Regions from separate parts of the Homo sapiens genome. Here region 2 is linked to region 1. Evidence: read pairs that join two places in POLR2A ChIA-PET (ENCODE). Cell type or tissue: Panc1. All regions are shown on one strand. Links, peaks and the distances in the headings refer to the core of each region. The heading gives the core; the rest is flanking DNA.

Region 1 (2,925 bases), core at 146-2,645:
CCTCCCACTGTCCCCACCGCGCAGAACTAGGATGTGGGTCCAGGTCCCAGCAACCCTGCACCCCAGTCCTAGAAGGTACTGCAGAATCCTTCCCTGCTTTGCCTTTATAGTTTTAAGTTGGGGACTCTCTTGAGTAGGCAGCAGAGAGCGCTGACATATATAATAGAATGTAGAATATAAAAAAGATAGAATTTCTGACAGTGCAGAATAAAAGGTGCTGAAAAAAATGGATGGTGAGTTAGAATAAAACAAAGTTGCATTCCTCACTTACTTTTTGCTTATATAAAAATCCAGGGCCATGCAAGGTGGCTCATGCCTATAATCCCAGCACTTCGGGAGGCTGAGGCGGATGGATCACCTGAGTTCAGTTCGAGACCAGCCAAAACAAAGCATTAAAAATTAAACCATAAAAGGATGAAAAGAAAATGTAATAGATTCTTCCAATAAACTGAACATGAGGAACTTAACTCCCCTTGCCCCCACTGACCTATGCTACAAGGTGGATAAGACTCACACTTTTAGCTAAGTGAAAGTAGCCAGAGACATAAAGTATGGACCACTGACATGAAATATCTAGAACAGGCAAATCTGTAGAGATAGACAGTAGATGAGTTGTTGCCCAGGGCTGGAATGGGTGTGGGGGCGGGGAGTTGGGGCTGAGAGCTAAGGGGTGCATGCAGGGGTTCCTTTTTGGAGTAATGAAAGTATTCTAAAATGTATTGTGATGATAAATGCATAACTCTGTTAATACACTAAAAGCAATTGGATTATACATTTTAAATGAGTGAACTCTATGCAGCGTGAATTATATCTTAGTATAACTGTTTTTTTTTTTTTAAAAAAAAAAAAAAAAAAGAATGAAGGAGCCAGGCGCGGTGGCTCATGCCTGTAATCCCAGCACTTTGGGAGGCCGAGGCAGGTGGATCGCCTGAGGTCAGGAGTTCGAAGACCAGCCTGGCCAACATGGTGAAATCCTGTCTCTACTAAAAATACAAAAATTAGCCGGGTGTGGTGGTATGCGCCTGTAGTCCCAGCCACTCTGGGAGGCTGAGGCAGAAGAATCGCTTGAACCTGGGAGGCAGAGGTTGCAGTGAGCTGAGATCGTGCCACTGCACTCCAGCCTAGGGGATAGAGCAAGACTGTCTCAAAAAAAAACAAAAACAAAAACAAAAAAGTAGATAAGTGAAATGAAAATGAAAACCATCCATTAGCCCTCTACCTAGAGGTAGTCACTATTGAAAATTTGACTTATGTCCCTTAGTTCTTTTTTTTTTTTTTTTGGGTCGGAGTCTTGCTTTGTCACCCAGGCTGGAGTGCAGTGGTGCAATCTCGGCTCACTGCAACCTCTGCCTTCCAGGTTCAAGCAATTCTCCTGCCTCAGCCTCCCAAGTAGCTGGAATTACAGGTGCCCACCACTGCACCTGGCTAATTTTTGTATTTTTAGTAGAGATGGGTTTTGCCATGTTGGCCAGGCTGGTCTTGAACTCCCAGCCTCATGTGATCTGCTGGCCTCAGCCTCCCAAAGTGCTGGGATTACAGGCATTAGCCACTGTGCCCGGCCTTACCTACATTTTCAAACTTTTTCTCTAATAAACAAATGTTACTTTGTCATTATTATTATTATTATTATTTCTGAGAAAGAGTCTTGCTCTGTTGCCGAGGCTGAAGTGCAGTGGTGTGATCTCAGCTCACTTCAACTTCCACCTCCCAGGTTCAAGCAATTCTCCTGCCTCAGCCTCCTGAATAGCTGAGATTACAGGTGCGTGCCACCACACCCGGCTAATTTTTGTATTTTTAGTAGAGACAGAGTTTCACCGTGTTGGCCAGGCTGCTCTCAAAACTCCTGACCTCGTGATCCACGTGCCTCGCTCCTGAAGTGCTGGGATTGCAGATGTGAACCACCGGGCCCAGCCTCTAATAAGCAAATGTTACATTAGAAGGAAAGAAGGCAGGCAGGAAGGACGGGAGGCAAGAAGGAAGGAAAAAAGGAAGGCAGGAGGGAAGGAAGAAAGGAAGGCAGGCAGGAAGGAAATATTTGGTTTCTTTTCCTAAGATGCAACAGGTGGAAACCATGATCTATGTCTGCTCATGGCTCCATGACCTCCTGCTCATTGTGTTGAAGAATGTTTCTTTTCCTTGGTTCTTACATGAGATTGGATTGGTTTCCATGTTAATTAAGAAGATGTTTGCTCTCTGAATGAGTTAACAACTTGTGAAGTCTTCATCTGACCTCCTGTAGTTCACCTGGAATTGCTCAGATCAAGTAGTGAAACTTTGGGATGATCCCCTGAAGTTCAGATCCCTTCGACTACTAAATATATTTAATCCCTCTTCTATGTGTAAGAATAATCTGCCGATCTATTACAAAAATCTATAAAGGATATCATTCCCCTCTCAAAGACCCTCTTACTCTGTCCTGCATTAAACTAGGCACTTCCAGCTTGGAGCCCAACTAGGTTTCCTATTGGAGATCTCAGTCTGATGGATGGCAGTCTAATCGGAATGATCCCTGTCCTCATGGAGCGCACAGTGCTGGGGAACATCCTGGGACTGCTGGGAATGCCAGTCAGGGAAGCAGGAGCCCAATCACCAAAGGCCAAGTCCCCAGGTCAACAGTTTGAACTCCTTCCTTTGGCAAGAGGGCAGGGAAGAGCCCTGTTGAGGGGTTTGAGGCAAAAAAGGCCTATTGATAGTTGAAAGACCACCTTGGCTACCAGGTAGGAAGGAATTTGTGTGGGAGAGCCTGGAGGCAGGGAGGGCGGCCCCTTAGTAGTTCCAGCCTTGAGGTCAGATTGCAGACACTACATGGTCATTGGCTGTAAGCCTCTAGTTCCTCCCACTAAGAATGCAGGACATCACAGAGCCATTCTCACAGCACTCCACGCCTTCTAACATTCTGCCTCAGGCTGCATTTACTACCACATC
Region 2 (2,925 bases), core at 121-2,620, 400 kb before region 1:
TGCTGGGAAAGCAGGTTTATCTGAGACGGATGCTGTTGCTATTTCGGTATTTGTTTTAGTCAGCTGAAAGTTCATACCAGGGACACATTTGACCACATTCTTATTTCAAACGTTTTGGCTCCTGTAGATTCTATTTCAAATGTTGACAGCTAGAAACTTGTTAGCTTTACCGTTCCTGGAATTTGGATGGCCCTAGCTCTAGCTTGTTTTGAACTCTGATGGACTCTTTTCCCCGTCACTTTTTAAAACATTTCTTCAGAGCTTCAATCTCTCCATGTTTAATGTATGAGGCTGAATTATTTTTAAAATCTGATAAGGGTCAAATCATCCTTCCTGCTGCTTGATATAAGATAGTTGTCAAAAATATAGGCCATGTGTGGTGGCTCATGCCTGTAATCCCAGCACTCTGGGAGGCTGAGGCAGGCAGATCACCTGAGGTCAGGAATTTGAGACCAGCCTGACCAACATGGTGAAACCCCATCTCTACTAAAAATACAAAAATTAGCTGGCTGTGGTGGCAGGCACCTGTAATCCCAGCTACTCAGGAGGCTGAGGCATGAGAATTGCTTGAACCCGGGAGACAGAGGTTGCAGTGAGCCGAGATCATGCCATTGCACTCCAGCCTGGGTGACTGAGCAAGACTCTATCTCAAAAAAAAAAAAAACATATATATACATATAGATATGTAATTTTTTGAAAGATATATATAATTTTTTTGAGATACATATATATGTATCTCAATATATATATATATATATCAGAGATCTTTAAAAGTTATTGCCAGCTTAAGTGTGTGCACAGAAGAAAAGATCTGGACTCAACACTGAATTATTAACAGAGGTTACTTTGACAGGAGGGAGGAGGTGAGTGTTCTATCTATATCTCTTCTACTTTCTGCCTTAGTAAGTAAAATGCTGACCAAAGCCACATTTTTACATATTTCTATAATGTTTGCAAAATGTTTAATAAGGGACATGTATTACTTTTGTGAGAAGGGAAAAAATGGAAGGAAAACAATAAAATACTTTAAAAATGTATCGCCTTGTTTAAAAGATGAATTTTGGTTTAAATAGAAATATTATATAGGTTTTCAGGGTAACTCATCAAACTCTCCAGCAGGATACCCAGCGATAACATTCTTGGAAAGCAAGGGAATGAGAGCAAGATGCATTATGTCACAAGGAGAAGCTCTGGGCTGGCATGAGAGCCCACGTGGTATCTGCACCCTCCAGTTTGCTGCTCTCAGCCTCTTGAATTCTTCCCAGTATCTGCTCTGAATCCCCAGAGCTACAGCTCCTTCGAAATGGCATTAGTACAATCAATAGAAATGGTAAGTATGGTAATAACTCCTCTTGAGTGAGCTGAAACTAGCTTGAGTCCAAAGCTTGAGTCTCATTACTCATTTCCGGTATCTCATTACTAATCTTTTAGAATCATATTCTGTAACTGCCTCAGGTTGAATAATATGTCTGTCTTTATCACAGTAAATGAGAGTTGCCATTATATATTCCTCCATTCAATTTTTCTTATTGTAGAGTATATCTTTCCTATCTCTTTCTGTGCTATCAGTTGAATTGTTATCATTAATGATAGACTAGAAATCTTTTCAAGAGCTGTTATATTTCATAAGCCACTAGATATTATCTTATAAAAGAGTGATGCATATAATTTCCTTTAACTATGTTTCTCTATCTTCTTGTGAGGATCAAATAGGATCACAGATGTTCAAGCATTTTGTAAACTGTTGAGTATTCTGGCAATGTAAAGCATTGTTATTTTTAGTCCTGTGTGTGTCCCAGTTATAGAAAAGACTCTTAGCATTCCCAAAAGCCAAATATATTTCCATCTATGCATTATCATTTTGCCAGTATTTCATATACAAGGACATATGTTACACTCCCATTTACTATTAAAATCTGTGATATCAACCACTTGCATCATTAAATACATCTTATGTTTATTGTATTTATTGTTAATAATCTATACCATTCTGATATATTAAAGGCTATAAATTATAAAATGATTTAAAAACAAGTATTATCACATGTATGATGAAAGAGTGACCACATAAAGTAGTAAGACCTTTTCTGACCAAATACTGTGTTTCGATTGACTTTATTTTTTATTGACACAGCAAGTATTTACTGAGCACCTCTATGGTCTTAAGCGCTGTTTTACTATAGCGAAGTAATGAGGCACAGTCCTTGGCTCATTGGAGCTTATAGTTCCATAACCCTTAATTTTCTAAGAAATTTCATCAAAATATCTTTTTGCTTGAATCTTTGCAGTTGATATTCTTTCTTGGTCTTCTACTTTCTGCCTTAATAAGTAAAATATGGTTTACTTCTTGCTTAAAAAGTATGCAGTGCTTTAAGTCACTTCTCTGAATATCAACTGTTACTGTAAATGTGGATATAGAGGGCTTAAGAGGTTGGTCTGCATATGTACCAAACCCAGACTGTCCTGGCTTGGAATTCAGAGGGGGCCTGTGGAGAAGGGACTAGTTCCTACAAGTGGGCTCAGCAACTGAGGCCCAGACAAAAAACTCAAAAGCAAGAGGCACATGTCCCTGGGGGACAAAGCTCATGCCAGGGGGTGATGGCAAGAGAGTTTTTCAGTCCAGGTGACCTAGTTGTGAGATGAAGTAGAAGGATTTTTAAGTAGGTAACAGGGCATCCTGGAATCCAGGGCAGGGAGAGAGTTCAGAACTTTAGGCAGGAAGGCTAGTGTCACCAAGAAATTTGTCCATGGGTAGCAGAGTTGAAGCCCCTAGGCAGAACTGAAGACCTAGAGATGGTAACTGGTAATTGCACAAGACACAAACCCAGCTAAAATAGCAAGGAAATGAAAAAGAGACCATTGTTCAGGAGCCCGGTTATCAGACTTGGATCACTGTAATAGAGTCAGACATACTCTGATGTTGAG

The links. Peaks named below come from ENCODE experiments on the same cell type or tissue, not always from the same donor. Only the 100,000 strongest peaks of a DNase experiment are listed, where the experiment ranks them.
Region 2: POLR2A ChIA-PET joins it to region 1 with 5 read pairs; 5 of 35 experiments call an interaction of 5 or more read pairs at or near these places.

The regions. Positions count from the first base shown.
Region 1 is chr6:157,729,378-157,732,302 of GRCh38, forward strand. No RefSeq gene overlaps it. Among named protein-coding and RNA genes, the nearest start is that of SNX9, 92 kb to the right of the region's middle. RefSeq lists an enhancer at 2,557-2,925. In Panc1, for the core only: no CTCF peak of the experiment used is centred there; no DNase peak of the experiment used is centred there.
Region 2 is chr6:157,327,119-157,330,043 of GRCh38, forward strand. It overlaps LOC105378076 (a long non-coding RNA gene), which reads left to right. Exons shown (of 3, transcript XR_943165.2): 2 at 1,120-1,330. Among named protein-coding and RNA genes, the nearest start is that of TMEM242-DT, 4.9 kb to the left of the region's middle. In Panc1, for the core only: no CTCF peak of the experiment used is centred there; a DNase peak (open chromatin) is centred at 1,363.